Linked DNA regions of Mus musculus: region 1 is linked to region 2. The links are chromatin loops, found by intact Hi-C in ENCODE. Cell type or tissue: gastrocnemius. All regions are shown on one strand. Each heading gives the region's core, and the rest is flanking DNA. Links, peaks and the distances in the headings are about the cores only.

The links. Peaks named below come from ENCODE experiments on the same cell type or tissue, not always from the same donor. Only the 100,000 strongest peaks of a DNase experiment are listed, where the experiment ranks them.
Region 1: a loop joins it to region 2, with 2.1 times the contacts of the local background. A loop is called at or near these places in 2 of 42 quality-filtered maps.

What each region holds. Positions count from the first base shown.
Region 1 is chr5:64,848,632-64,865,079 of GRCm38, forward strand. It overlaps LOC115490263 (a small nuclear RNA gene), which reads left to right and starts at 7,100; the gene lies at 7,100-7,162. In gastrocnemius, for the core only: no CTCF peak of the experiment used is centred there; no DNase peak of the experiment used is centred there.
Region 2 is chr5:64,690,479-64,706,926 of GRCm38, forward strand. It overlaps Gm26761 (a long non-coding RNA gene), which reads right to left and starts at 8,930. Exons shown (of 4, transcript XR_868446.2): 1 at 7,951-8,930; 2 at 4,246-6,659; 3 at 3,805-3,926; 4 at 2,955-3,703. In gastrocnemius, for the core only: no CTCF peak of the experiment used is centred there; DNase peaks (open chromatin) are centred at 5,820, 9,103, 10,893 and 11,505; H3K4me3 peaks cover 1,141 bases; H3K27ac peaks cover 1,859 bases.

The DNA.
Region 1 (16,448 bases), core at 3,240-11,239, 160 kb after region 2:
TATTTGGAGAATAGGCTGTTTTTGTTACCATAATCATATGTCAAGCCAGATGGCTGGCGTTAAAGGAAAATGCTGAAACTTAGTTGTGACAATATAAGTGTCTTTTATTGATTTCTAGGTAAGATATATTTCTTCCCAAGGCTGAAATCTGTCACTCACATGCAAACTCTTTTAGTGGATTTGTCTGGGAATCCCCATGTGCCACAAAGTGAGATGAAGAAGTCAAGTCTCTCCTTCCACCACGTTGGCTCTGCGAATGGAACTCAAGTTGTCACCTTGGTGGTGGCATGTACCTTTATCCACACAGAGCCTGGCAGTTTGAATGAGAATGGCCTCCATAGGCTCCTGTGCTTGAAGGCTTGGCCCTCAGTTGGTGGCACTGTTTGGGAAGGATTAAGAGGTGTGGTCTTGTTGGAAGAGTGAGTTATTGAGGTGAGAGCTTTGAGTTTCAAAAGCCCACACCATTCCTAAATCAATCTCTCTCTCTCTCTCTCTCTCTCTCTCTCTCTCTCTCTCTCTCTCTCTCTCTTCCTCTCCCTTCCCCTCCCCCTCCCCCCTCTCTCTTCCTCTCCCTTCCCCTCCCCCTCCCCCTCTCTCTTTCTCTCTCTTGCTCTCCCCCATCCCGTAGTTGTTGTCTTAGTACACCTACATTCCTTCAGTGCTGTTTCTGCCTTCCTTGCTCTCATGCTTCAGCCATGATGGTCATAGACTCACCCTCAAAAACCCTTAGCCCAATAACTCTTTCTTCTATAAGTTACCTTGGTCATGGTGTCTTAGCACAGTAATAGAAAAGTAATTAAGATATCCTCAAACATATAAAATAAATATTTTTAATAAATTGAAGAAAAATGTAAAGAATACCCAGAAGGGTTTGGTGTATATGAGTTCGATACCAGCCCTTGGGAGGCAGAGGCAGGTGGACTTCTATGAATTCTAAGCCTGCCTGGTATACTGAGTCCCAAGCCAGCCACGGTACATAGTGAATCCAGAAGAAAGAGGAAGAAAAGGGCATTAAAGCTACATGTTTTATTTTTAAATGCATACATAATTAAAAATCACAGTTTAAACTTTCAGCTTCAAAGTGGGCATCCGTGCAAATAGGAGAAAGGGACTAACAAAGAAAGAAAAAATGAGTGCTCTGTCACCCAGGTGGGGCTGTATTAGTCTATCTTCAGCAGTCCATCTTAGTCCTGTGAGAAAAGTAACTAGTCCAGAAAACATTAGAAAAGCATTCATCTGGTCCTGTCTCCTGCCAGCTACCTGATTTTTGTCAGCCACTTTCCTCCACTACCCTGAAGTTCTGTGACATCCTCAAGCCAGCCTAAGTTTGCCGATCTCCTTTTCAATAAACAAAAGCTTTCAACCTTACTCATCGGAACTCACTTTTTATAAACATCAAATGGTTGAGCAGGGCTGAGCTGGGTATGTGGAATGAGAAAGGAGTGGCTGGTTTCCTTGTGATGCCTCTTCCCTTGTAAGGAATAGCGTGACCGACCGAGTGGCTAGATGCGAACTTTAAGGAGACCAAGTTGAATATGCTTCCCGGTCTTTGACTTGTCAGGCACTGCAAAAATCATCACTGATTTTACAAGAATTCAGTACATGGGGGGGAGGGGGGGACAGGTCAACTGGGATTAACTTGGAGATTGTCTTGCTCAGTTTCAGAAGGATCCCAGAAGAAAGACAACTTTACTGAGGGGGTGGAGGGGAAGAAAGCTGGGCTGGCAGCCTCACTGGCAGTCTCGGAAGTACAGTGTAATCAAGTCAGGAGCAGGTCCAGGCTCTGTGCTGCCTTACGCTGCCCACCCTGAGGGACTAGACTACATATGGGGAATGGGAGGATTAACAAATACCACACCAAAATCAATTCAAAGGCATTTACAACGTTCATTTCAACTGTGAAAAGAAATCCCAAATAACCTGCATATTTCAACTGATTAGTTATGCTAAATGTAGAAAATCTAGAGATGTCTCTTCGTGTCTCTTAAGGAACTACCAGATTATATATATTCTGCTGGTTTATCACTACGTGTGTGTTTGTGTGTGTGTGTTTGTGTGTGTGTGTTTGTGTGTGTGTGTGTGTGTGTGTGTGTGTGTGTGTGTGAGAGAGAGAGAGACAGAGAGACAGAGAGACAGAGAGAGAGACAGAGACAGAGAGAAAGACAGAGACAGACAGAGACAGAGTATGTGTGTAGAGACAGACAGAGAGACAGTGTGTGTATGTGTGTGTAAGAGAGAGAGAGAGACAGAAAGTGTGTGTGTGTGTGTGTGTGTGTGTGTGTGTGTGTGTGAGAGAGAGAGAGAGAGAGAGAGAGAGAAAGAGAGACAGAGTATGTGTGTGTGAAAGCGAAAGACAGAAAGAGGGGGGAGGGGTTGAATCAGGGTTTCTCTAGATACTCCTGGCTATTCTGGAACTCACTATATACACCAGGCTGTCTTTCAACTCACAGACATCTACCTGTCTCTGCCTGTCAAATTTGGGGAACAAAGGCTCAGGTTGACCCGTTTTTTCTTTTTGTCCTGCATAGTTCTTGTATCTCACAATGGTTTGTGTCTCGTTGCTGTTTTGAGCAGCAGGGGAGATAACACAAGGTCTTGCTGTGTAGCTCAAGCCAGCAGCCTGATGCCATTCTTCTGCCTCAGCCTCCTAGAGTGATGGGATTTGTGGGATGAGTCATCATTCCTGAATAATTATAATATTGCTCAGAGACTAGAAAGACAAGTTGCCTTTCCCCTAATTTGGGTAATTATCATTTCTTTAAAACATTTACTCATCTATCTGTCTGTCTTTCTATTATTTATGTATTCATCATCTATCTATCTATCTATCTATCTATCTATCTATCTATCTATCTATCTATCTATCGTGCTATCGTGTGTAGAGACAGTTGTACCTGGCACTACCCATGTATGGAGAGGTCAGAGGACAACATTTGGGAGTTGGTTTTCTCTGACTGCCATGAGAGTCCTGGAGTTTGAACACAAGTTATCTATCTTAGCAGCAAATGCCTTTACCTCCTGAGCCACCTCACTAGCCCTAAAATTTCTTTTTTAATTCTTTGTCATTGGATAATTCAGTGTTTGACATCATATATAAGTAGATGCTTTGTAGAACGACTGTAAATTTATACTTTGTTTCTGTAGAAATTCTGATAAAATCTACTTCTTGTGATTCTGTTAAAAGGAAGTATATAGGGATGGAAAGGTGGTTCATCCTAGTTAAGACACTGCCAAGTGTGCCAACCTGAGGTCAATCCCGAAGGAGAGGACCAACTTCTGCAAGCTATCATTTGACTTCCACGTGATCACTTTGGCATATACACTCACACACAAAAGAAAGAAAGAGAGGGGGGGGATGAAGGAAGGAAGGAAGGAAGGAAGGAAGGAAGAAAGAAAGAAAGAAAGAAAGAAAGAAGAAACAAAGGTAAAAGAAAAGGCAGAGCAGGTTTTTGCATAATTGCTCTTGTTGCATTACTTCACTGGGTAAATTCTCAACAGGAAAGGCCTTCTATTTGGTCCAGAGCTGATAACAAATGCCCCGCTTATGATTCTATGGCTCTGATGACTGCCGATGCTATAAACGGGCTAGCCTCTGACCCTGCATACTTCCAACCTTCTTTCTTTTTTATTGGTGCATATGGACCAGGTGCCACAGGACATTTGTTGATTTATATGTATATATGATCATGTGTGTCTGCTTGATTTAAATCTGTAGGCTGGTGTCCATGTAGGCCAGAGGGTATTGTATCCCCTGGAATTGGAGTCATAGGTGGTTATGAACTGCCTGATGTGGATACGGGCAATTGAACCCCTCTGCAAAAACAGTACTTGTTTTTATCCCAAGCCATCTCTCCAGGCCCTACATTTCTGTGTTTGAAAAGTGTATTTGAATGCCCACCCCCCCCAAAAAAAACCCACTGGAAAAGAGAGAGGGAAAAAAATGTTAAGAGGAAGGAAAATAAATCAAACAAGAGTACATACATAATTGATCAGTTACCTCTATGGATGATGAATTAGGAACAAATTTAAACAAACGACACAAGGAGTTCCAAAGCAAGCACATTCCCACAATAGTAGTTCCTCATGCACAGTCCCTAGTTACCTGACATGTGGTTATTAGGATTTCTGAGGACTTTTACTCTGAAATTTCATCCTCTCAGGACTGACTCTTATTGTGATACAACTCTAGGTCCTTCAGCTTCCTCTCTAGTCAGGTGCAAGCAGCAGAGGGAGTTTGGGGGGGAAATAAAAAGATTCTTGGCTATGTTCCCATTCTGGGATGAACTGACAAAATACACGTTGGAAATGACACAAAACATGTGACTAAAGCCTACTTAGCCCAAGCTAAATGACATTTCCTAGTTAATATTCCTCTAGGTGAACCCTGCAAAAGTGCCTAGAGCTGCTCCAGGCCTATTAACACAAAGGGAAGTCAGAGAGGAAAGAGCGGGTAGTTAAAATAGCATTAAATGTTCATGGGCAATGCGAAGCCCCTCCCAGGGTTTGGAAAGACCCATGAAGTTGCAAGCTCAGCATCTTCCCAGGAAATCCACCTCTGACCCCATGTGGCTGCACACCTGGCTGATAACCAAATGGATCTTCGGCCCACAAAAGAGATCCAGCTGCTGCCTAAGTCTCCCAGCCACAGTGGAAAGGGAAGAGGTGGAGGCAGATGGGAGCATGGCCATAGAAGAGGAAGGGAGGAAACAGAGGAGACATCCTAGGTCTCTGAATTTATTGTCTCTAGAGCTGCCCTGGTGACATGTGAGCTGTCATATGTTAAGCTCTTTTGGCATTCTGAGAAACTGAGAAATGACAGCGGCCGAGACCACCTTCCCAGATTTGCTGACTGCCTTCCCCAGCCAAAACACACAGACTGCTTCTCCCTCTGCAAGCTCATTTCTGACTAGTTTTAAATAAGATGCACAATGTTTGGTACACACACACACACACACACACACACACACACACACACACATCTTCTTGTGAATCACGAGGGCAAACATTAACTTGGGTATCTGCCTACCGGAACCCTAGACTAGCTATGAGAAAACTGGAAGATGACTGGTTTCCTCCCTGTGTTCCAGAATGTGTGCTTGTTGAAGTCAGAGGACAACCTTTCCCAAGGTTGTAGGAATCAGTTCTCTCCTTCTACCACGCATTCCTGGGATTAAACACAGGTCACAGACTTGTGTAATGACAACTTTTACCTGATGACCCTCATATACTTTATTTGACCCTCATATACTTTATTTTATTTTTTAAATTTTATTTGTCACTTTAGATAGGGTCTAACCACATAGACCATAGAGATCTGACTGCCTTTGAACACTTGCTTGGTTCACCCAGACACACAGACACCCAGACACACCCACACACGCACACGCATACACACACACAGAGAGTGGTGGGGATTTACTTTCCTTGGCTTTCTAAGTGCCAGTATTAAAACTGTCTGCCATCATGCCCTCCCCCATATGGCATTCTTAAAACAATATGGAGCCTGAGAATAAAGAAATGGCTAAGCAGTTAAGAGCAATTGCTGCTCTTGCAGAGGACCTAATTTCAGTTCCTAGCACCCACAGGAGGCTGTGTACCACCTCCTATAACTCTAGCTCCAGGGGATCCAAATTCCTTCTCTTTGCTTCAAGGTGATTTGCACATATGTGCACAAATGCACACATATACACATAAAAACAATTTTTAAAAATCACACACAAAACTCAAAAACAACCCTTTTCATGAAGTCTGTATCTGCTGCCTTAGTTCTTAAGGACAGAATAAGTGATCTTAGTTCACACATTCATCTTGTCTTTCTCAGTTGAGTGATCCACCCTCTCTGCCTGGATTGTCTCATAGTTAGCTGATAGAATTATCAAGGTTAAGTGAAGTGGTGTTTGTAAAATGCTACACAGTACATTGCTCAATATATTATAGTTATTTTCACTATTTTACCTCTTATGGTTTCAGAATGGACAAAGACATGCAAAAGATAAAAATGAAAGAGGTGGGGTAGGGTTGGCTGCTGAGTCCAAATTGACCATGGCAGGGATGGCATGATATGCTTCCCACCCCTGGAATAGAGCCAGCAGGGTGTGGGCCTCCGTGATGGTTGTTGTGGGTTTGAAGCTTGTTTGTGTGTGTGTGTGTGTGTGTGTGTGTGTATATATATATATATATATATATATATATATATATATATATATATATATATATATAATTTTACTCTATTCCTCCTTTAGGGGAATGTCCTCTCCAAGGTCAATGACTCCATGATAATCAGAGACAACATAAGTCCAGGAAGGAAAGATGTGTTTAAGGTCCTTAGCAAAAATGGTAAATGGTGAGACCGCCAAGACAGCCCTTAAGGCTGTGGGAAAGAACTCTGAAAACATGAGTTCAAAGATATATAATTTCTCAACTATACAAAATATAAGGATGCAATATGAATTGCATCAGGAGCTTCATAGATCTAAAGGAACCAGTTACACTATGACCCAGCTTGTTAGAAAGATCCTAAAGAAGGAGATAGAAAGATTTAGGGAGCAGTGATCAAAGGGCAAAATCCCATCCAGCTAAGTTTTTGTTTGTACTTACAAAGGCAGGCAGATTCCTGAGTTCAAGATCAGCCTAGGAGAGAGGGAGTTTAGGTCCAGGCCCAGATATAGTAGGAATGTAATTTCAGAGCAGGGTCCCACTCAGCTAGCTTATTGTCTGTGCTTAACAAAGGCAGGAAGATCTCTGAATTCTTTTGCAATGTTAAAAAAAAAAAAGGGCTTGCTGTCTTTTTCTAAGAATCAAGAGAGTGGGGTCATGGAATGCTGATTTGTGGGATGGTCAAGAAGAAACCTAGAGTAAATGACTGAATTGATATGCAAATAAAAGACTGGACTTTTGGTCTGCATGAGATGGGCTAACAGAGAACAATAGCACAATAAATTCTTTTAGAGGTTTTTGATTTGTTTTGTTTTTCCCTAGCAAGAGTTGAGCTAACTGAAGATCTATGGAGAACAAACTCAGCTCTTTTAGAAAAAAAAAAAAAATTACAGGATTTCCGATTTTGGTCATAAAATCCATGGAGAGTGAACACAACTCTTAGAATTTTTCATAGCTCTTTTAGAATTTTTCTTACAGGGTTTCTGACCTTGCTTGGAAATCCCAAGAATTACTCAGAGAGCTAACACAGATCTTTTAGAATGTTTTCTAACAGCTGTCCAGAGGGAACACTGCTTTGAGAGCTAACATAGCTCTCAAATTTTTTTCTAGAATTTTATCTGATTTTGATAGGAAAACTCAAGAATTTAGACTTTTTCTAACAGGATTTTTGACTTGGTCAGAAAATACAAGATTTTTTTTTTCCCTAGCAGTTTTTCTGACTTTATCAGAAAACCCATGACCTATCCAGAGAGCATTTATTTCCAGTAAGAGAGAGCTGTCTCAAACAGAGAGCTGTCTCTGGCAGACTACAGAGCCAAGAACTATCTATAGAGAGCTGTCTAGGGAGCCATCTTGAACAGAACACAGGTTGTCAGCTTGTGCCCCACAATTTGCCTTTGAGTCAGTCTTTTCACTGCTCCCAGACACCCCTTCTCCCAGAACCCCTCTCCAAGTCAAGGCTGATCCTTGGTAGGTGGCTGGAGAAAATATTTCGCTGTTAAGACTGCTTCCTGCTCTTCCACAGGACCTGAGTTTGATTCCTAGCACCCATGTTAGACAGCTCACAACTACCTGCAACTCCCATTGATCTGAGGCTCCTGGCCTCTATAGGCATCTGCACTCACATACACATACCCCTACAGGGACACACACATATACATAACTAAAAGTGAAAGTATGTCTGTGCAAAAATCTTTTTAAGAAAGTGACCTAAGAGAGTGGCTATAAGAAAAGGCATTCTCAAACACTTTCGGTTTTGTTTTGGTTTTGGTTTTGGTTTTTTTGTTTTTCAGATTTATTTATGTATTTTATGTATATGAGTGCTCTATTTTCATGCACACCAGAAGGGGCAATCATATCCATACCATCTTAGATGGTAAGGGGCAATCAGATACCATTATAGATGGTTAAGAGCCACTATGTAGGTGCTGGGAATTAAACTCAGGACCTCTGGAAGAACAGCTACTTAACCACTAACCCACTTTTTTTGCATTCCCCAAACACTTGTAATAGGCCTTTCAGAGAGTCTTGACAGTATTTATAAGAATTTAATGTGTACATTTCTTCGTTTGATGGATCTGATGCAAACTGAGCCAAACCAACTGACTAAGGCCCATCAGGTTCTCCTGATGAAATCCAGTCTACTCCAATGAGGAAGAGTAGGAGACCCAGACTTCATAGTTTAAGCCAATCCATTCTTCCTAGAGTATAGATACAAGACAGGCTTTTGAGCACATTGCTAAGGGTGTGGTAGATATGGTGATGTGTTGATTTAGCTGCTTTAGTTCACCCTTCCTTCCTTCCTTCCTTCCTTCCTTCCTTCCTTCCTTCCTTCCTTCCTTTTTGTTTGTTTGTTTGTTTGCTTTTGCTGTTGTTGTTGTTTTCAAGACAGGGTTTCTCTGTATAGCCCTGACTGTCCTGGAACTCACTTTGTAGGCCAGGCTGGCCTCGAACTCAGAAATCCGCCTGCCTCTGCCTCCCGAGCGCTGGGATTAAAGGCTTGCGCCACCATGCCTGGCTTTTTTTTTTTTTTTTTTTTTTTTTTTTTTAATATACAAGGTTTTACTCTGTAGTTTTGATGGGCCTGGAACTTGCTATGTAGACCAAGTTGGCCTGAACTCAAAGAGATCCACCCTCTGCCTCTGCCTCTGCCTCTGCCTCTGCCTCTGCCTCTGCCTCTGCCTCTGCCTCTGCCTCTGCCTCTGCCTCTGCCTCTGCCTCTGCCTCTGCCTCTGCCTCTGCCTCTGCCTCTGCCTCTGCCTCTGCCTCTGCCTCTGCCTCTGCCTCTGCCTCTGCCTCTGCCTCTGCCTCTGCCTCTGCCGAGTGACTGGATTGAATACATTCATCACCCAACCTGGCCTTCTAACTTCTTCCTTATACATCTTTATATAGCAGTCAAAAATCTCTTTTCTTCTGCCCCCTTAGGTTCTTGGTTGGCAACTATGGTTGTTTAAATGAGAATGGCCCCCCAAAGACTTATTTGTTTGTTACTGGGCGGCTGGCTTTGAGGTTTCAAACTCCCATGCCATTCCAAGTTCTCTCTCTCTCTCTCCCCTTCTGCCTTGTGCTTGTGGATTAAGATGTGAGTTCTCAGCTGTTGCTCCAGCACCTTGCCTTCCAGCCTGCCTGCTGACATGATCCCTGACATGATAGTCATGGATTCTAATACCCTGAACCTGTATGCCCCAAAGTGAACAGTTTCCTTTATAAGTTGCCTTGATCACAGCAATAGAATATTGACTAAGACAGAAGTTGGTAACAAGGAGTAAGATATTCCTGTAATAAACCTGGAGTCATCAGCCTCTCTGGCCAACACTTTACCCAATGAGCCATCTTTCTGGTTCTATCGTTTAAGAGAAAATAGAGCCATGACATAGCTCAGATGCTGACCAACCAGCCTCAGCACTACAAGGTGGGAGAAAAAAAGCAGTAAATTCCAGCGAAAGGAAAGGACAAGACTAGAGTAGCAATTGTGGGAAGGCAGCTAAGAAGAAGATTAATGGATGGGACAAACAAGCCAGGAAAACTCATCACACGGAGTCTTCTTGCGCCACTTCTGCTAAGTTTCTATGACTATTGGTGATCACAACACAGATGTATGTCATGCTATTATCCAAACAAGGAGCAAGGGTGGCTTGCCTTGCATCTGCTTTTTCCAATTAAGCTTTCACTTGGGTAGGGTAGCAGTACTCAAATAATGCTATTCAAATCAATCCCGGGTGGCAGCACTCCTCGATACCCTCCCCGATGTTCCGGGTTCTCAAAGGAAAGACACACACATGCAGCCTTATATTTTAATATGCCTTAAACAGGTCAGTGGCTGGGCTACTTCCAAACTTCCATGTTCCAGTCACATACTCCCCTCCAATATTCTTGAATTATTACTAAAACGCATATTTCATCTTGGCTGTCCTGGACCCAGACCTTCAACCCTCTCGGGCTGAATTCCAAAACACCTACATAGACTGTGCTTGCTGTGGTCTATGTACGATGTCTCTCAGACCTGGTCTCTACTCCTTTCCCAGCATGGCGGCTCTCCTTCCTGTTCCTTCCTCAGTCCCTTGCCCAGGAATCCTAAAATCCTGTCACTGTCTCCTTGCCCAGTCAACGGCCACCGGCAACTTTATTTACCAATCAAAACCAACTGGGGTCAGGGTCCTTCAGTGTCTTACATGCAGACATGAGGATTCTTGTGTAATTTGGGAGACCAATTAACACAATACATGTAGCTTTAGACTAAATCCACAACAGGGTAGTCCTTACTTACACCAAAGTTGCACATTTGAGGTGCCACATTCTCCTATCCTTTGCCTTTCCATATTCTTGATATTGCCAAAACATCCCCATTTTTTGCTGGAAAAGGATATTGTAGTGAACGTGTTTAGTGGAAAGTCCAGCATCCTTCTAATTCATAGCTTCTTACACTGTAGTGTGATCCCACTTGGAGAGGTGTGACTGAATGTAGGGATGGGAATAAAAGGCTTTTGGATGTTCAAGGACCAAAAACTTAACAGAAAAATCGAACACACAGAGAACCTGACCTGTTTCTGATTCCCCTTGCTTTTGTTGTCATCTGACCTCACAGCCTCGGCTCTGAACATACACTGTGTATGCTGTGTACTGCCAATACAGTGTAGCCACACATGGCAGTGAGCAGTCACTGAAACAGCTTGGCTCAGAGTGGAGACTACTGTATGTTATCCATATCAGGAACTGCACTATTTTAATTGTGTGTATGAAGATTTCTGTTCTTATGGAAACATAAAAGCTTAATTACAGAAAGCAAAGACTTTTAAAATATATTTGCACTATCGTTCCTCAGTAAGTATCAAGTTAGTGCATTTTTAGATTATATTAGAATGTTTGACTTTAATTTTAAAATAATATATATATTATTGGGTCTGTCATGGTGGCACTTGCCTTAGATCCCAGGACTTGAGAGACAGAAGCAGGAGGATTCCTGTGAGTTTAAGGCCAGCCTGGGTGGTTTGAATGAAAATAGCCTACCATGAGCTCATAGGGATAGCACTATTAGGAGATATGGCCTTGTTGGAGGAAATATTTCACTGGTGGTTGGCTTTAAGGTTTCAAATGCTCAAGCCAGGCCCAGTCTCTCTCTCTCTCTCTCTCTCTCTCTCTCTCTCTCTCTCTCTCTCTCTCTCTCTCTTTCTCTCTCTCTCTCTGTGTGTGTGTGTGTGTGTCTGTCTGTCTCTGTCTCTGTCTCTGTCTCTCCCTGTCTCTCTGTCTCTCTCTCTCTTCCTGCTGTCTGTCAATCCAAATGCTGAACTTTCAACTATTCCCCTTGGACTGCTATGCCCTCCACCATGACAATAATAGACTAGATCTCTGAACTGTAGGCCAACCCCAATGACTTGTTTTCCTTTGTAACAGTTACCAAGGTCATGTCATCACTTTACAGCAATAGAAACACTAAGATACCTACTTAGTGAGTTTCAGGTCATCAGGGGGCTACACAGTGAGTCCCTGTCTAGAATAGACTAACAGGACCGCACATTGGGATGGGGGAGGAATGGGATGTGTGGTGGTAGGTGAGTATGCATGTGCCGCTAGCATATTCTGGGTCAGAGAACAACTTGCAGGCACCAGCTTTCTCCTTCTACCTTGTGAATCCAGAGAATCTTACTCAGGCAGTCAGACACTGAGCCGTCTCACTGGCCCAAAGTATTTGATTTTTAAAATTGTCATTTGAGTCGCTGGCTTGGGTTCTATTTAAAAATCACTAAGTGAATTTTGACTCGGAGTTAGGAAAGATGTTTCCAACAGTTTCTAAGATGATCCTAAACATACGTATTCCATTTTTATAGTATATATGCATGCAAAGGGGGGGGGCGGAATTCTTGGCATTAATGGCTATAAATCAAAATATCAACCGATTTAAAAAATGTCAAAGATAGTTTATGTTTTGCAGCATCAAATATTCAGCCAAGATTTAATTATTTATGTAAAAATAAGTAAGTGCATGCATCTTGCTGATGGAAAGGATTACACTCATCTTTAACAAGTGGCAAAATGACACACAGACCAAATAATTGCTTTAAAATACATTTCTTTATGATTAATTTTCTGTCCATGTTTAGATTGTATCCTTATTTTATATATTTGTATATCCAGGGCTGCATAAAATTTTCTCCAGCTAAAAGAGGTAACCAGTGGGGAAAGCTGAAGAAGTCCTTCACTTACTGCTAGCCACGTGGGGGAGGGGTGCATGCACAGAGGAGGGTTGGTGTTTCTTGCAGATAGCAAGAAAGTGAAAGTTTAAGCTGAGCTTGCCCTCAGCTTGCTGCCAAGTTCACCCACCAGGTTAAGCCGCCTCCTTTCTCCCTAGCTACCAAAGTTCCAAGAGAGGAACAGGGCAGTCACGGATGACACGGCCTGGGAGAGAGTCGCAGCAGTGAGAACTCAAGGAAGCAAGGGCAAGGAGGATTCTTGTGGTCCCAAGTACTTTTAAAATCTTGTGTAAAGATATTACATTCATGTGCAATTGTGTCTTAAAACAACAGCAGCAGCAACAACAACACACACATAGCAGCAACACACACACATACACCACACACACATAACAATAACACACACACAACCAAACAAGAAAGAAATACATGAAAGTGAAAGAGGAGATTTCTACTTCTGTGTAGGATGCAGACCAGAGTTTCTGCCAAGAGAAACTGGAAAAACCAGGTTCGATTGAGAGAGAGAGAAAAAAAACCAGCTTTCAAAATCACCGCTGAGCTGGAGGAAGCAGTAAGTATAGGGAGGGGCTGAGGAGCCAGTGGCTAACTGGCTACCACTTTGCTTCTGGGGCCAGCAGATCCACGGATGGGGTGGGAGCCACAAAGCAGCTCTGTCCCTAGAGGCAATGTCACAGCTGTCCCGTGGCGCACAGGACTGTTGAAAACTAAATAGCAACATACTTGTGTTTTCGTCTGTCTCTCCCTGTAAGTTAGAAATCTAACATGTGGCAGGGTCTGTCTGTCTCCTCGTTGCTATATTCCAGCCCTGCACTTGGCACACAGTACCCATTTAGGAATAGCTGTCCGATCGAATCAAACTGAAGCTAATTGAAACAGTGGATGCTTTCTGGCTGTGGATTCCTAAAGCGTTTCTTCATGCTTCAGCTCCGTTTGGACTTTGCCCTCTGGTTCTCCCTGTAATACCTGGAAGCAGGGTGGGGTGGGGGTGGAGCAAGCTCTAGTTCAAACTCCTACTCCCAGGCCCAAGCCTTCGTCCGGAAGTCTCTCTCTAACCACAAGAGTCCGAGGTCCTCACAGAGCTTCTCAGACTGTTCTGGGAACTGGCGGGGCATCCAGTTTGTTTCCTTCAAACCATTGCGCAATCTTGCCAAGGTCTGGAAGGTCCCTCAAGTCCGACACCTGCTTCTCCTACACCTACAACAAGACCCTAAAGCCAGGCTAGCCCACCTTCAATCCCATCACCAGGCCTCTGGGTCACTCTCCACACTCTTATTGTTCCGGGAACATCCATCCCACACTGGAGGTCCCTGTAAGACCTCACTTGCAGGACGCACCAAGAACTGTGCTTTTCTGTATTTTATATCTTCTCCAGATAGAGAAATCCCCAAAACGAAAGCCCTCAAAGCTGGGATTCACTCCCAGCCTTGTTGCTGTTACAGTCGTAGACCATCTGTTTTCTCATGCAACCGACTCGGTCTTTTTTGGCTTGAATCCAAAGTAGCAACTTGGAGCACCCCCAGACAGCGCTCAGACAGTCAGGCCCGGGAAGACAGATTTGTGTGATCAACATTTACATAGGGCTTAAAACCTTTGGGTGACAATGGCTGTGGGTGTGGGTGAACATGGAGCCCTAAAAAGTTGACATGGGAACTTCACACGGTCTTGCAGTGTTTCTCTAACCCCAGAAAGTCTGGGGTGCCAAGTACCCCAGGGATTGCGCTGCCTCCAGAACCACACAATAGAGTTGATTTTTTTTTTTGTTTTGTTTTTTAATTGTAAATGATCTTAGAATGCTTGAAGTAACTAAGATTTTGAGCTGGGCTGCATTCATACATATGACCCGCATATCCTGGGTACATGTGGGTCATGGGCTTGAAGTTTGGACACGTCTGAGCCATACCTGGGGAGGGTGAATGGCTTGGTCTCTACAGAAGCTTCCCTGTTCCAGACCTGTCCTAAGCCGGTGGCCCTTTTATTTATTTATTTTTCCAATTTTTTTATTAGGTATTTACTTCATTTACATTTCAAATGCTATCCCGAAAGAAGACTGGCTTCTAGGCAGCTAGGATGAAGGTCTTTTTTTTTTTTTTTAATTTTTATTAGGTATTTTCTTCATTTACCTTTCCAGTGCTATCCCAAAAGTCCCCCATACCCTCCCCCCACACACACCCACTCACTCCCACTTCTTGGCCCTGGCGTTCCCCTGTACTGGGGCATATAAAGTTTGCAAGACCAAGGAGCCTCTCTTCCAATGATGGCAGACTAGACTATCTTCTGATACATATGCAGCTAGAGACATGAGATCTAGGGGTCCTAGTTAGTTCATATTGTTGTTCCACCTATAGGGTTGCAGACCCCTTCAGCTCCTTGGGTACTTTTTCTAGCTCCTCCATTGGGGGCCCTGTGTTCCATCCAATAGCTGACTGTGAGCATCCACTTCTGTGTTTGCTAGGCCCCGGCATAGCCTCACAAGAGACAGCTATATCAGGGTCCTTTCAGCAAAATCTTGCTGGCGTATGCAATAATGTTTGCGTTTGGTGGCTGATTATGGGGTGGACCCCCGGGTGGGGCAGTCTCTGGATGGTCCATCCTTTCATCTCAGCTCCAAACTTTGTCTCTATAACTCCTTCCATGGGGGTTTTGTTTCCAATTCTAAAAAGGGGGGAAGTGTCCACACTTTGGTCTTCCTTCTTCTTGAGTTTCATGTGTTTTGTAAATTGTATCTTCTTGGGTATTCTAAGTTTCTGGGCTAATATCCACTTATCAGTGAGTGTATACCATGTGAGTTCTTTTGTGATTGGGTTACCTCACTCAGGATGATGCCCTCCAGATCCATCCATTTGGCTAGGAATTTCATAAATTCATTGTTTTTAATAGCTGAGTAATACTCCATTGTGTAAATGTAGCACATTTTCTATATCCATTCCTCTGTTGAGGGGCATCTGGGTTCTTTCCAGCTTCTGGCTATTATAAATAAGGCTGCTATAAACATAGTGGAGCATGTGTTCTTATTACCAGTTGGAACATCATCTGGATATATGGCCGGTGGTCTTTACAATAAAACTATGGAGTGGATTTCTGTCTCTCCCTTGGATCTTATTCCGGGTGGATATCTCATCCAGTGAGTTAGTTAGAGGATAGAGAGTGGCTTCCTGGCTCCCAGGTCAGACTCATCTCTCCCCAAAACCCTACCAGAGCTTCTACAGTCTCCAAAATAACATTCTCATGGATGGTTGAAGGTCTCTGGTCACTTGATCCTAGATGGATCCAGGCTCAGTCCAAAGCTTGGATGGAAGAAATGCTACATGTCACATTAGAATCTCCAGCCATTTCACCAAGGTCCCAAAATGAATAGGGGGGGGGGGAGGCGGGGGAGGGGGGGCTGGCTCAGTGGTAAAGAGCACTGACTGCTCTTTCCAGAGGTCCTGAGTTCAATTCCCAGCAACCACATGGTGGCTCACAACCGTCTGTAATGGGATCTGATGCCCTCTTCTGGTTCTGTCTGAAGACAGCAACAGTGTACCCATATAAATAAAATAAATAAATCTTTAAAAAAAAATAGTTAATGTGGGCACCAAGACTCTCACGAAGCCCCCTGGGGCTTACTTTTTAACATGACAGGAAAGCTATGGAGGGCCATGCTGAGTGAAGTACCTTCTTGGTCTGTTACCCTATTATTGTGTTTGGCAAGTGAGGGAGTCAGGGCATTAGTTACTCTACCGCAGAGCCAGGCCTCAGCAGACACCACCAGCCACTTCCCCACAGTCAGTCAGACCTGGGCCACTGGGTCCCCTGCCTTGTTGCTTGGCAGCTTTCTTCAAGGCCTGGCCTGGGCAGCCACACCCAACATTCTCACCACACCCTGTAATTCTCGCCACCCAGAAGTTCTTGCCACACCCTGCCTGCTCCCGGAAGGTAAACAAGGCCTCCAAAGAAGGGCTGCATTGTGTGCTTGCCCTCTTGGCCTTGGCTCTGGAGGCCCCAAATGGGCCTTTGACTTACAAACTCTGGCAGATCTATAAACAGTGACTAGAACAGAGGCCCTCCTGAACTTCAGCTGACCTCCAAGCTGGTCGGTTCTGA
Region 2 (16,448 bases), core at 4,374-12,373:
TGTATAAGGCAAAAGTCTGCTGCTTTTCTCTATCAGTCTGAGCAGGACTGGCAGTTCCTTAGCAAAGCACAATGGTGGGCCTTGGTGGTGTGTAAGTCACTTCAAAACCATTCATGTCACGGACCTTTAAAAAGCCCTTCCCGGCTGGGGTGGAGGGCACACATGCCATCCTTGGCTATTTAAAAGCTGACCATATTAGTCAGAGATGTTTGTGATCCTTATGTGGGACACAGAGGAAATCTCTTTCTAAACAAGACTTGTCAGAGAAAGCCTGTGCAGACCGCGCAAGAGTGAGACTTGAGGGGCCTGTCCAGAATTCAAGAACCCAAGCAAGGCTAACACACAGGGCGCTTTTGTGGTGGGGATATTTGTCAACAAGGAAGAAAGGGTGAGAGGCTGTTTACTGCTCATTTTCTCTCAAAGATAAGAGATACAATTAGAATCCAGGAGGATAAGATTAGCTCAGAGAAGATAAAACACTCCCAAATCTGCCTTGAGTCAGGATCCTCAAGGTAAAAGGGCCTTCACCCAGAGACAGTCCAGGTTCCATAGTCCAAGAATACTCCAATTTCCACCAGGCTGTGCTTAGAAGGTTTGCTCTACTTGCCTCTCATTCAGTGTTCCCACGTTGCCGAAGATACTGATGTGATGATGGACAGGCAAATGAAACTTGTCTGAGGGAGAGGTGACGTCATTTCAGGCCTCTCTTAGATGTTTGGGATACAGTCAAGCATGGATGGGAACAAGAGGGAGAGGGGGAGAGAGGGAGAGACAAAGAGAGACAGAAAGAGAGAGAATGGGGGAGGGGAGGGGAGGGGAGGGGAGGGGAGGGGAGGGGAGGGGAGGGGAGGGGAGGGGAGGGGAGGGGAGGAGAGGAGAGGAGAGGAGAGGAGAGGAGAGGAGAGGAGAGGAGAGGAGAGGAGAGGAGAGGAGAGGAGAGGAGAGGAGAGGAGAGGAGAGGAGAGGAGAGGAGAGAGACAGGCCGTGAACATGGAAAGGACAAAACCTCCTGACAAGAATCAGCAGAAAAAGCAGACATCAGCAGCAGGTCCACAAAGACTCCTGATAGGAAGAGATGAAACACATAGAGTAGAAAACAGTTGCATTTATGGTGTTCAGAGATAAGCTTCAGAACTTTACGAAGATCAACAAAGAGAACGAAAGAAAATGAAGAAAAACACACCCTAGATCTTAAAAAAAAAAAAAAAAAACAGCAAAATTGAGCTTTCAAAGGTCAAAAGCCTACTTGGCCAGGTATTCTCACAAATTAGATGAGGCCTAGTGAACTAAATACAAGAGTAATATGTAGTGGCCCACATATAGAGTCCCAGGACTTCACAGGCTGAGGCAAGCAGACTGTTGACAGTTTGAGGCCAACCTGGATTACATAGTAAATCCCAGGCCATCCTAGGTTACAGAGTGAGACTAGGTGGGGATTGAGACGTAGCTGAGTCAGTAGAATGCTTGCCCAGCATAAATGAGGCCCTGGGTTCGATCCCCAGCACCATATAAACTGTGCATGGTAGCTGCGCCTGTGTCTGTAATCCCAGAACTAGAGGGGTGGAGGAAGGATGCGCAGAAGTTCAAGGCCATCCTTGGCTATCTAAAGAACGTGATCTCCAAAACCAACAACAACAGAAAGATAAGTTAGAAATACAAAAGGTAAACCAAGACACAAACTCACCGTGGAGATTTCTATTCAATATTCATGTATAATCACAGGGGCTACCAATAAGTCCTAAGAAGCATAAAGCCATATATATCATGGAGAAAATGGAAAATGCCCAGATCTGAAGATAGTCCTAAGTCTTCAACTTAACGTGATCTGTCCATCATAATTTAAAAGAAAGACAGTCTCGGCATTTCTAAGTATCTCCTTATCATTAGGGGGCTGCACACCAAGTTTCTCCCGCTCTAGCATGGCAACAATTTCTTTCTGTTTTCTTCTAGTGTTTGCTCGTTCATTTGTTTACAGTCTCACCTCTCAGTCCCACTTTAATGCGATCTCCTTGTGGGTAGAAGCCGTGGCCGTTGCGTTATCTATTCCTCGTTCCTAATCTCTGGTCAACCACGGTGTGTGCCCAGGAAACCCCTGGTACAGAGACAGAAGGAAGGAAGCTCCCTCTTAGAGCATCTACTGTTCATAGAGACAGACAGGGAGAAAGACGGGAAGAAGTTGTGGGTTCTTAAGGAAAATCCTCCACTAGTGTGTGCGTGTGTGTGTGTTTGTATGTGTGTGTTCATATAGTTGAGAGTATTTGTTGCATGTTCAGAGGGCCTGGGTTCAATCCTCAGCACCCACATGGAGTGCTCACAATCATCTGTAACTCCAATTACAAGGGGGTCTGATGCCCTCGGCTCTCCTCCGTGGGCACTGCACACATGTGCTGTACACACACACATACAAGTAAAATCTCTGTTGAGGCCTACCCCCCCCCCCCCCCCCCCGCATAGCTGTAGCCATTTTGTTTCATGCCTGCCAGTTATTGCTTCGGAAAAATACCTTGACTCAGAGCAGGGTCATGCTGACCCACATACCCTGTTGTGTTCTGTATGTTAATCTTAAGAAATTCCACAACTACAAGCTCCACTCAGACCAATCAGAATAAAGGTCATTTAGAACTGTTCTGTCTAACTAGCCAAAATAACTTGAGTCAGGGCTGACCACCCTGCCGTGCTATATATGAGCTCATTGTGTTTTTTAGGTTATTTGGGGGAGGGGGGGGGCAGGGGAAGGAATCCTTTATAAGCTGGTCCTGAGAAATGTCCAAGATCCAGTCTAGCTCTCTACTGTAGCCTGTGACCCTGCTTGATCAGTGTTGGGGTGTGTGTTCAATAAACCAGCCCTGATTAACTGAGATTGGTATCGGAGTAGTTTCTATGGCGATTCCTTCCTGAACCCCAACAACTCACGCACAGAAAAAAAAAGATTAAAGTATTTTAAGATAAAATGTTTTTTATTTATTTGGTTGGTTTGTTTGCTTGCTTGCTTTTTTCAAAACAAGGTGGGTTTCTTGATGTAGTCCTGGCTGGCCTTGAACTCAGAGATCTGCCGGCCTCTGCCTCCTGAATGCTAGGATTGAAGACATGCACTACCACAATCCCACTTGAGATAAAAGAATTGTAAACTTCAAATCCTATTCCCAGCTGTCATAACGTGGGTATGATTTATTCTCCAGAAGTTCACAGGCTTGGTCCTGTGCAGCAGTATCAGGCTGATGAGACCTTTAGTTGATGGGGTCTACGGAAAGGTAATTAGATCATAGGGCTCTACCCTCACACATAGTGAATGTTATCTCGGGGAGCTGGTCAAGTCTGATAGGAGTGGCTTAGTCTCCTGGCCCCTCCTTGGCTTCATTTCCTGCTTTTACATGTTTGTAACGCTTGTGCAAGGAACTGTTTCCTTATTCTTCTCTGCCAGGAAGTTCTCAGCGGGGTGACAGCATCATGCTATTTGGACCGTCCAGCCACCAGACCCATGAGCCAAATAAACCCCTTTTCCTGATAAAGTACGCAGCCTCAGGCATTCCACGGTAGCAGCACAAATTGGGCTAAGATAGAAGCAGCACCTGAACGTGAGAACAGGACACTTTCTTGACTGGGGAAGAATTCAGATTGTTTGTCCTCCTCACCCTTTCTGAGAGAGTCAGTTGAGAAAGCAAGTCAGCAGAATGGAACAGAGGAGCGTGGCAGGCACAAACCCCTGGGAAACAAAACAATTAACTAATAATTATTTATGAATTAAAAATCAAACAAGTAATTGCTTTCCAGTACAATCCTCTAGGTAAAGAGTAACGAACCAACCTGGGATGGAATTATTTCTATTCGATAGAAAATGAAGAAGATGGGGCAGGAAAAACCTGCTTAAGGCTTCAATCTTCTCCTACGGGAAGGACTCCACTCTGGTTTCATTCAAGGTAAGAGCACTGTGGTAAGATAGAATATCGGCACAAACAGAACAGTCAACCCAGTGGGCTATACACCTTGCTGCTAGACTGCTCGTGTCAGTGTGAATCCCTAAAGGTTTTTTGAAAGCCATATATATACATGCACAAAATATTTTGCCATTGAAGAGATAAGGACACCATGAACACAAAAAGAGGCTAATTTTAATTCTTTCATATACTTCTGAGTCATTTGATTTCTTAAATAAGCTCACTCACTAATTACATACATAGCATTTAGATCTCTCGGACTTTTTTTTGGGGGGGGGTGAAGTTTTAAAGGTTTCAAGGACTTACTTACAGGTTTTTCTTTCTTTCGGTGCCGCCTGCCTTCTTATTCAGTCCAGTGATTTTGAAGGAAGCTCATTTGGAAAAAATAATGGGAGGGCATGAAGAGAATGGGCTGTCATTAGCTGTCTTCAAGTCAGGGAAGATGAAAGCGGTTCCAGTAATTAGAGGAGAGATGAAGTGGACACGCTGAAATTGTGGGATGGGAAGGAGACCACAGCCAGGAGGGAATTATTTCTAAATAAACCTGACGGTGGCCGTCAATAGTCAATTTATATGCCATGCCCTTTCGCTGTAATTCTCAACTTGGAAGTCATTCCAAGGAAACAAAAGCAAATAAGTAAATAGCAAAGCAAGATATCCAGTGAATATGCCTAAACACAAAAACCTGGGAGTGCTCTCAATGTCGATGTTTAGAGATCGGAACTGACCACATATACACAAGATTCAAGTCTCTGGAGTGTGGCTCAGTGTGGCTCACTCCACGCTTGCCTAGTGGAGTGCTGGCTTAGATTGTGAGCACCAACTGAGTGTGGTGACCCAGGACTATAACCCCAACACTCGGGAGGTGGCGGCAGGAGGATCAAAAATTCAAGGTCATTCTTGGCTACATAGTGACTCTGAGGCCAATCTGTGCTACATGAGAGCCTGTCTCAAGAAGTAAAGTAAGATAAAATTTATACTAAAGAAAATGGGACACATTAATCAATTGTCATGATCATAACATAGTTTTTAATACAATGGAAAATAAATATGTTCTAATTACATTTTCCCCACTTGAAACACAGAGCTAAGTTGATCTCAAACACCACAAAGTACCTGTCTTTGCCTCCTAAGTGTTAGGATTTTTTTCCCCTAACATAATATTTTCATTAAGTGTTTGGGAATTTCAAACAATTCACCCAGATCATACCCTCTTTGCCCCTCACCTCCCCCCACCCAAATAAAATTTCACCAGCTTTAATTTGTGTTGCACAAATACTCATGGGAACATGGTCAGACTCTCAATGGCTAGCCCCCTAAAGATAACTGAGAACTTTCCACGCCTTTTCCCACCCCTGCTGGAAGCCATCAGCTGAGAAGAGCTGCACTTCAGCATCTTTATCATAATTTTTTTCTCCTTTTTTTTCTTTTTTTCTGGCGAGGGGTCCAGGTAGGGGGCTACCAGCTGGCAGCTGCACAGAACATGAACTTCAATATGGTTTCTGGAGGCAGCATGGATTTACTGACATCAACCTGGCCTCCAGCAGCAGCACAGAGCACAGACCTCAACATGGTCTCCGGAAACACAGACCACAGGACTTCAACAAGGTTTCTGGTGATAGCCTAGATCGCGGACATGAACACGGCCTCCAGTGGTAACACAAATCACAGACATCAACATGGTCTCTGGCGGCAGCATGGTCCGTGTCTCCTAGGAGGGTCTTTTGAGGAGGCTTGATCCAGAAAATGAACCGTTCTTCATCTCAGTACAACTTTTTGTTGCTCAGAGTCAGGGTGATGATGCAGTTGGGTAGCATGTCCGGGAACAGGGCCTACTCAAGCTACAGCCTGCTGTCCACCATCCTGCCCTTGGCGCCCTGCCAGGACCCCGGGCATCACCTTCGTGTCTGCAGCCCACAGGCAGCGCGGAGGTCCATGCTCTCCTCTGCCCAGCAGGGAGGGCTATATAAGCCACAGCAGCCGGGGCTTCATCACGGTCCTGTCGTCCCGTGGACAAGCCCCATTCCATAACAGCATGCTTCTCTGTGTGTCCCATGCTCACATGCCTATCCCTGCTGCTTCGTTTCTTTCTAGTTGTGCTTTTCTCTGCTGCGGGGGACTCTGTTGCACCATCTTTTTTTTCTCCAGTTATATGAAACCACTTTTTAAAAGCATCTTCCAACAAAACCTGCCTTTTTTAGTTATTCCGGAAATGCAGTGCACTCTACGCGTTCATCTGCATCTCCACTCTAAACTTCCCTGGATCTCTCAGGTTCCTTGGAGGGGCTTCTGTAGCCCTCAGATGCCAGCAACTGAATCGAGTCCCAGGTGCTAGGATTAAAGGTGTGTATTGTCACACCTGGATAACTATATTCATAAAGCAAAGTGGAAAATTAGAGATGCACTGTGGGCTGGAGGGATTGCTCAGTGGTTAGGAGTGCTTCTTTCTCTTCCAGAGGACCTGAGTTTAGCTCCTAGCACCACCACCAGGCCTCCACTGGCCCTCCCACACAAGCAGCATACAGTCACACTGACACACACACATGTGTATAGGGGTATACTTGCTTGACTGTAATGCCTTGCAGAAACATAATATTGAATCAAAATGGTTGAGTGGGTATAACCACCATCTCTAAAGATTCAACAAAATTAGTTCTCTTGGGAAGGTTGAGTCTGTATACCATGTGGGTGTGTGGTGATCAGATCAAAAATCCCTAGTAATCCCTGAAATAGAGAAAGCAGAGAAAAACAGGCTTACAAAACAAACAAACAAATAACAACAACAACAACAAAACTTTATTCTCCATCAGATCCAGGAAAGACCTGAGAGCCAAACCCAGAGGTGACTTGCAAAGAACATGGAGGAGCTGTGGGGCCGCTTGGAGACCATGAGAACCCAGCTGTTGTGGTTTGGATACGAACTGTTCCTTTAGGCTCATGATTTTGAACACTTGGTCCCCAAATGGAGGAGTGATTTTTGGAAAGTTGTGGAATCTTTAGGAGATAGAACCTCACTGGAGGAAATGTGTCCAATAGAAGAGGGCCTCGAGGTTTGATAGTCCAGCCTCACTTCCTGTCAGCTGTCTGTTTTTATACCTTGGCTTGGACCAGCCACCCCAGGCCATTCTTACACGATGAACTGGACCTTTAAACTACAGGCCCAAATCAACCCTTCTTTTCTGAAGTTGCTTTGGGCGGGCATTTTTGTTACAACCAGAGAAGTAATTAACCCACTAACCTGGTGACCCAGCTGGCAGGTTTTTCCCTCTTTCCTCTGTGCTAAGATGCAGACCAGCAAGGCTGTGTCTCAGGTCAGAAGAGGGGTACGCCATGGCTGTGAGATACGGGAAGGTACCTTCAGGGAACTGAGACTCTAAGAGGGAAGGAAGCTCTAAGCCTTGAGATTGTTGGGCTAGCTTTCCCAGCTAGCTTCAGGACTCGGTCTCACCCACATATGCTGGGCATGAAGACCATCATCTGTCAGCAGCCAGAACAGACCCTCCATCCTCCATGTAGGAAAACGGCAGGCACACACAAATTAAAGAATGTTAGGAAGCAACCAACTCCCCGTCCTGCTTCAACAACAGTCAACATCTTGTCTGGCTTGTTTTATGTTCAGCATCAATATATTGTACTTTCAGGCTTAGTTTGACTCTGGCTCTGAAACAAAAAGGGTTTAAAAAAGAAAATTTGCCACACATACTTCTAAATGATAACAATGAAGCTCTAATATCATAATGGCCCATTATAGTTAGACTGTATCTTCCACAAGTGGTAACAGTAGTTTCGCCCTACTTCTGCACACAAAGCTTGCACATTCCATCAAGAAATGATTCTTTTTGAATCAGGGTGGGCCTCAGTCACTCACTGTAATCACATAGTGTGTGTGTGTGTGTGTGTGTGTGTGTGTGTGTGTGTGTGTGTGTGTGATCAGATCATGCTCTAGCATTGGGGTATGGGGGAAGCATGCCAAAATTCCTGTTACAAAAGGATTTTGAAAATTCTCCACACATACCCACTGTCGTATTCAGTAACTCTCAATTGAGACACGATGATTTCAAAAGTGTTGTTCCAGGTAAATCTCGTTTGCAGACAAACTTGGCAACTGCTCTGCTCTGAAGCAGTCAGGTGAGACTAGGGACCATGTTGCCCTTTTCTCTAGTTCAGTGCTTGTTACAAAGCCAAGTGCTTCCTGGTCCCTTTTATAGTCCCTGGCCCCCTCCTTCCTCCTTCCTTGTGCATGAGCCCCTCCCTAGATGGGCCTGCTGTTCACCTTCCTCCCCACTGCTTTGATGGAACAAGATCCTCTTTCAACATTGTGTCCTGAGACCAAAGTGCTATTGACCACTCCCTCGATGCAACGTCCATCTCCAACATGATTTGGCCCTGAACTTCTGCACTCTGGCCCAGCCAATTCTTGTGCTGACTACCTGGCCCATGACTGTTCCTGGCCTCACCATGGCCTCAAGATATGGGCTTTGCCAGGAGGCCCTGATATACTTACCTGAACTCTCACAGAGAGCTACACTAGGTCCTGTGGAGGCAGAGTTGAGCCGAGCCTGATGTTCTAGCTGGAGACAGAAATGAAAGGACAAAGGTGGACAGCTGTGTGACTGACGAGGGTGAACACACAGTTTCTCTAAGGACTACCTATGCATTTTTTGCCAATCTTCTTAGCAAAGTTCAGATTTAAGCCCTATCCCTCTGGGTGGAACCGTAGCAGGATATGACTTAGAAATTCACAATGTAAATAATCTCTAACAGTTTTACACAAACAAACACACACACACACACACAGTCATTGGATGGAAGAGATCAAGCTCTCCATTCCATCATCTTCTGTCTGCCCTAATAGACCACCATCAGCAACCCCAGCTCCAGGCCTGTGTGAGATACCCCAGTGATTAGAAGAAATGTGCACATGATACTTCTTTGTGCTTTGAGAACTTATCAAGCTGGATAAATGGCATACTGACTGGTTTTGTGTGTCAACTTGACACTACCTAGTCATCAGAGAGAAAGGAACTTCAGTTGAGGAAAGGCCTCCATGAGATCCAGCTATAAGGCAATTTCTCAATTAGTGATCAGTGGGAGAGGATCCAGTCCATTGGGGGTTGTACCATCCCTGAGCACGTGGTCCTGGATTCTGTAAGAAAGCAGGTGGAGCAAGCCATGGGAAGCAAGCCAGAAAGCAGCATCTCTCCATGGCTTGAATTCCTGTCCTGACTTCCTTCAGTGATGAACAGCAAATGTGGTAGTGTAACCCAAATAAGCCCTTCCCTCCCCAACTTGCTATTTGGTCATGGTGGGTTTTTGTTGCAATAGAAACCCTAAGACAAATGGTTACCTTTAATATTCTATTACTACAGTGGGATGCTGGTCTTTAACAAAGTTAAATATCCTTTTACTTCCCAAGGTGTCCTTTGCTGCTCTTTGATTTTTGTTTTGTTTTAGACTTAGGATCTCATATAGCGCTGGCTGGTCTCAAACCTACTATACAACCACGGATAATCTTGAACTTCTAATCCTCCTGTCTCCACCTTCTAAGTGATGGAGTGTCAGGCTCATCCCACCACGCCTGGTTTACTCAGCACAGCCAATCAAACCCAGAGCTGTGTTCGTGCTGGTTAAGTATTCTATCAACTGAGCTGCATGACAAACCCAGCTGAAAAGTTCAGCTATACCCTTTGAAAAGTTCATACCTACGTGCCTCTCTCAGGCTCTCAAGCCACTTCTGAGCAGAAACTCTGAGCAGCTTCGAGGGCAGAGCTGGCCAGCAGGTCTTTTCTGGACACACCTGAACTTTCATGCAGGGAGAGGAATGTGACACACCCACTTTCCGAAGCAGCTCCAGGTGGCAGCGCAAACCACACACTTTTACAAGGAAATGTGTGAGTGTCACACGGAGAGTTAGCCAGTCACCTCCACTTGACAGGGGGTTTAAAATAAACCTTTTCAAGATTAGATAGATGGCCCTGGGACTTCAAACATAAACTACTTAGAACTGTCCATACAGGAATAATGGCAGCTGGTGCCCCATCTTAGACACTCACAATCCGGCATTGAGGTGGATCTAACAGAATTGCATTCATGAGAGTTGGCACACTTTTTTGGTAGGGGGAGTGTGTACTGGACCACATTAACACTTGAAATATAGTGCGCATGCAGTCATAAGAATATTCAAATAATAGCTTACAGTGTACAGAGAGCATTTTCATATTGAGCACCCCTCAAACAAGTCTACAAAACAATTTCCTCCTATTCCTTTAGATAACTAATCTGAGGATCAGAAAGATTAAGTGACTGACCCAAAGACACACAGCCAATAAATCACATTGTTGTATATCTTCTGTGGAGAGAATCAAAATTCATATCAAATGATACTAAATGGCAAAAGGAATGTAGATGTTCAAGTAACAGGAAGAGTCTGTTGGTGGGGCGGGATTCAGGCACAGGTTGACCAGAAAGCCGTCTCTGTTCTACATTGTTTGTCTCCCATTGGCCTTTATTTTTATGCCAGCTTTTAATTTTTAGTGTTTTTATCTTGTTTTGTTTTGTGGGGTTTCATTGTTGTTGTTGTTGTTTGTCTGCTTGTTTGATTTTTAATTAGAAGCAATAAGCGAGGCTAGGGAAGTAGCTCAGTTGGTAACAGTTTACCTGGCATGCATGAAGCCCTGGGTTAAACCCTCAGCACCATGTAAATGAGGTGCGGTGATGACGTGTAATCCCAGCGCTCTGAGACAAAAGTGAGAGGATCAGAAGCCAAGGTCCCCTTTAGGTATCCACTTGAGACCTTGTCTCAAAAACAAACAGGAAAGGTGGCCACTGAAAGTTAATTTCTGAAGGGGCATTACCTCTTCGCTTTCATTTTACCGAGGGTCAGGGGGATGGCACACACTGAGTGGCACGGACCTACATGTCCACATGTGAGCCCATGACCAGGGCCAATCAAGGCCACAACCCAGAAGCTGAAGGCAGGACCAGTCCCATGTAAACACAGCTGCTCTGCCGTGAGGGACGGGGTAGAACGGAGCCTGTAGCCATCCACAGCATCCACTACGAGCCGTGGACTGGCACTTGTGTCTTAGGACCCAAAACCTTTCTCCTGCTCTTCTTTCCTTTATCTAGCATATGGTTCGCCTTTACTTCGGGAGCTGATGACCTCAAGGAAAGTATCTGTATTTGAATATGCATGCCTCGAAACAGAACTCCTTCCGGCTGCTGGATATCCAGTGTTCTGCCAGGCTCTGTGAAATCCTGTTTCTTCCATTTCTTCTCAACTCCTGTTCCCCTGAATTCTTTGGCCGCCTTCGCCTTTGTTTTAAGTACATTTTTGTTTCTTTGTGTGAGAGCCCAACCAGGAAGACAGAAGCCGCTCTGAATATTTAAAACAGAGGAAATTTAATGCAGGGAGATGAAAAGAAACCCAGAAGGCAAACAAGAGGGGATGAAGCAATCCTGAGACTAGCCACAGCAGGAAGTCGCTGCCACTCCTAGGAGGGAGGGACAAAGAGGGGAAGCCATGGGACGAGAGCCCAGGGGCTGGCATCGCTCACAGGAAGCTGGAATCGTGTGGGCTGGTGAGAGCTCATAGAAGAGCCACAGAAGCTGCCAAGGATCCCACCCCTGCACAAAGGAAGAGGGGAAATGCCCGTTCCCTTCCTGCTGCTCTCCAGGTCCTGGGCTTCACACTGGCTAGACCCACCCGGAAACCAGCTGACAAGTCTGAAGGCTGCTGGAGCCTGCAAGGACAGGTCCTCAGTCTAGAGACCTGGAAGGGAAAAGAGTCAAGTCTTGAGCCAGATGGTCCTAGGAACAGCTAGGCATGGTAGCACACACTGAAAACTGCAGCCCTCAGGGGACAGAGGCTGAAAGATTAAAAATTAAAGACCAGCCTAGACTATGAAGCAAGTCCAAGGCTAACTTAAGCTACTTAGTGAGATTCTGCCTCCTGAAGACACATCTAGAACTCTGGTAGGACATTTGCCCCTTTTGTTCAAGGCCTTAGGTTCCTTATCCAATACTGAGAAGAGAAAGAAAAAACAAAAACAGAAAAGTCCCCAAACTGGAAGATTTGCATGACAAGTGTCTTAGATGTTCATTGTGAAAATTCTAGAATTAGAGAGAGGAGGAGGGGAGAGGGTAAAACCATGATCCAGTTAGCTCTTTTGTTTGTTTGTTTGTTTGTTTGTTTGGGGTATTTTTGGGTTTTTTGTTTTGTTGTTTTGGTTTTGGTTTTGGTTTTTTTTTTTTTTTTTTTTTTTTTTTTTTTTTTTTTTTTTGAGACAGGGTTTCTCTGTGTAGCCCTGGCTGTCCTGGAACTCACTTTGTAGACCAGGCTAGCCTCAAACTCAGAAATCCACCTGCCTCTATCTCCCGAGTGCTGGGATTAAGAGATAAACCATTAGCTAGCCGCAGGGTCCGCAGTGCCACCAATTCTTCCATAGCCCGGAGCTATCCATGGTCTCTGCTCTTGCTCTGTCAATAGAATACACTTTCTCATTTTGAAAAGTGTGTGTGTGTGTGTGTGTGTGTGTGTGTGTGTGTGTGTGTGTGTGTGTGTGTGCGTGTGTGTCTGTGTGTGTCTGAAAGCAGAGATAAATACAAACATAGAAGAGAGTTCCCTCAGAGAGTTGCTGGACATCAGTTACCTTGTCCAATTTGGTCTACTCTAAGCCAGCTGGCCAGCACTGGGGGAGTCATCTGCCACAATGGAGCAGACTCTGTCTGTCACCCTCTTCAACAGCAGATGGCCTGTCCCGCATTCATCTACGTCACACAGCCGTGCTGGGAGAGACACTGACATGCACTGTTCTACCAGGAGCCTTCAACCCAGAGGGCTGGGAAATTACGCTTGCAAGCTCCACTCGGCTTGGGAAGCAGTAAGAAGGTCCCTGAGCAGCCTGACAATAGGAGGGGTTGCGCAAGGGACAGTCAATGGGATTCTGGTTAGACTTTCAAGTCAATTGACTTGATCATGCAAATGTTGGGTGGCGTGTTGTGAGCAGGGGGGAGTGTTTCTCCTTGACTGGAGCACCTCTCTGTCTCCCTTGGCTTCCTGAGCGCTTGATTTAGCTCCTCCCAAAAAAAAAATGTTTTCCTCACATTGTTTATTTGAAGCCGGTAGTCTGGGCATGAAGCCCAGTTTAATATAATTTTTACTGTTGAGACTGCAGCCCCAATTCTATAGAGATGGTTATTATCATTGTTGTCTGAGACACCTCAGTACCACAGCAATTACCAAGGCCAGGTGCACACCCACAGTCACCTCAGCCCATCTGCCTGCCCCACCCCTTTCTACAAACTTCAGAAATGAAGCCAAATACCCACTCCCATGTATGATACAGCAAAGTAGGCAAAGGAGATATTTGGCTACTATCTAGATAATGTGATCAGTCCAGGTCAACAGTTCATATTATTTAAGTCCTACAGTGCAAGTAGATATTAAAAGAATGTGGAAAATTCCATTGCTTGAGTCCTGTAAACATGCGGGCTGCTTCTCTCCCTAATTATGTTTTACATAACCTAATGCATTCATGTTAGTTTACATCCTCTTAACATCTACTTGCTGAAAAGTGTGTCACCTGGTTGGTCAGAGAGAAAGAGTGACCACAGGACATTTTGGGAGGACAACTGGTGACAACAGGACACATTCAGCACTGACAGAATGTGTAATGTAATGATTGGTATGAAAAATGGTGTGTGTGTGTGTGTGTGTGTGTGTGTGTGTGTGTGTGTGTGGTCCATTCCCAGTTTTACTGCCGAGTTGGTTCAGACCCTTAGTATGACTTTCAGATGCAGGTGTTGAAGGCAAGGGATGGGAGTAACAACCCCGGGTGTGGGCATTAGCCAATAGCCATGCGCCTCTGGCTCCCCTCCAAGCCCTGAGCTGGAGCCTGTGCCCGGGCTTGCATCTGCAGCAGCTACAGCCTTGCTGAAGGATCGTATCACACTCACAATGAGAATCACTGCAAAAACAAATAAAATGCTTTAAATGTTTAAATGTATTTCCAAGTATTCGTCTTCCAAATATTTAGACTCTGAGCCGATTGGGCCAAGAGCCCAAGCTTCCTGTGCATACTAGAGGCTTCCAGCAATTTCCCTAAGATCAGGATCTACATAACAACTTCGGATATCACCCCCTCAGATCCCAAGACAAATTCCCAAGGTATTGCTTCAGGAAACCAACCATTCTCTGTGTCCAAAGGCCTCCTCCTAATGCCTACAGGAGGATTAAGCTCAAGTTTAATAAATGCTCACAGAGACCTATGCAAGACTATAGTCTGTGTCCACTATGTGTCCACTTGTGAGTGCGAGGGAGGCAAGGGCAATCTGGGAGTGGAAAGATGGGGAATAGAGAGAGAAGACGCGGACCAGAGATGCAAAAAAGAGCCAGCAGCCTGCTGAAGCTATTGATAGCTCTCGAAGGAATTGATGTCTGAACCAATTTTTAATTGGTAAGCTAAGGTTGTGTAAGCCAGGATTGGTTAGTTTTATTTATTCCGTTGTTATTTTGTTTTGCTTCTTAAGGGGCAGAAGGAAGGGTGGAGTTACTCTTGTGCTGGAATTTTTCAAGACACAACAACCATCCACTCATGCCTGCTTTGACCAGGCATGCATGCTTGGTACCCTTCCCTCAGTCTTCTATGTTAAGCATCCAGGATTCAGCAAATAAAATCAGAAGAGTGCCAAGGGATTTACCTGCTGCCGCGCGCGCGCACATGTGTGTGTGTGTGTGTGTGTGTGTGTGTGTGTGTGTGTGTGTGTGTATTGTGCATTTATACTCACTGTGAGAAGGTGAAAGTGGGTGTGTGTGTTGGTCATGTCACAGTGGTATGGGGATTTCTGAGAATTTGGAGTCAGTTCTGTCCTTCTACCCTGTGGACCCTGGTTATTAGAATTGGCAGGAGATGCCTTTAGCCATTGAACTCTCTCTCTCCAGTCCCAGAAAAAAAAATTTTAAGTTTTTTTTTTTTTTTAAATACACTGTAGCTGTCTTCAGACACACCAGAAAAGGGTATCAGATTCCATTACAGATGGTTGTGAGCCACCATGTGGTTGCTGGGAATTGAACTCAGGACCTTTGGAAGAGCAGTTAGTACTCTTAACCGCTGAGCCATCTCTGCAGTTCCCCCTCCCCGAAAATTCTGATCAGTCCTTTCTTCAGTCTTCCCACAGGTCAAGTAATGCAGTGGAGTTGAATGTTACACACATTTATGTTTTGTATGCACAAAGTGAGTGGAGGGAGAGCATGAAGGAATAAATAAATGAATATTTATCTTTTCTAAAAAACAAATAGGGGTCTTTACTGTATTTATTTATTTTTAAATTTAATTAAATTTAATTAAATTTTATTTTATTTGAGACAGAGTTTCTCTGTGTAGACCAGGCTGGCTTCAAACTTAGAAATCCACCTGCCTCTGCCTCCCAAGTGCTGGGATTAAAGGCGTGCGCCACCACCGCCCGGCTTTTTTTTTTTTTTTTTTTTTTAATTAAACAGAAATGAACTTATTTTTGACAAGAAGACTTTTTTTTAAAAGAAAGATTTATTTGTTTCATTTCTATGGGTACACTGTAGCTGTCTTCAGACACACCAGAAGAAGGCATCAGATCCCATTACAGATGGTTGTGAGCCATCATGTGGTTGCTGGGAGTTGAACTCAGGACCTTTCTGGAAGAGCAGTCAGTGCTCTTAACCTCTGAGCCATCTCTCCAACCTGAATATTCATATTCAAAAGCCTTTGTCTGAAGGTTGGAAATGTGGTTCAATATCAAGGGGTATTGTGAAGCTAGGGGTTGGCGCAGGGGAGTAAGGCATACTCCCCGAGTGAAGAAATGAATCTAAGATTCCACCAGCCTCCGTGCCCACGAGCCATGTGTTAGATGGTTCTTCACGTATGACGCCCTATGCGCTCTCCTTCAAAGTTCCAAAATTCAAGTCTGCGGCTTCACGGGCACCTGAACAGGAAGGCAGCCTCGTGCTGCATGCAGAGAGGCCGAGGAAGCTTCGGGGAAGCCCTACAGCTCCTGGGAGACTGTCAAGGGAGCTTGTTTTCCTGGGATCGCTACTACAAGACTATCAGATTCATCCCTGATGAATGAATTCTCCTTTTGGCAGATAGAAAAAAAAAATGGAAAAGAAATGGAATCGTGTTTCCCCTAATTGAGCACCAGAGCTAGAAACCCCATGCCCGGCTATAAAGCACACGATCATCTTTCTCCCACTCCCAACCCACCCCCAGTTCTGCAGAAATGCTACAAACAAAAAGTGTAAGGAGGTCAGGGTGATGACTCTGTGGGTAAGAACACTCCGGCTCAAACAAGAGAAGCTGAGCTGCAAAACTCAGCACCCTGGTTAATAGCCAGGTGTGGCCACACAAGCCTGTAACCCAGGGCTGGGGAGGAAGGGAAAGGGGGATGGGTGTGACTTGCTGGCTTAGGCTAAATCACAGCTTCCAGTCCTGTGAGAGACCCTGTCTCAAGGGAATAAAGCAGAGGCACACATGCACACAG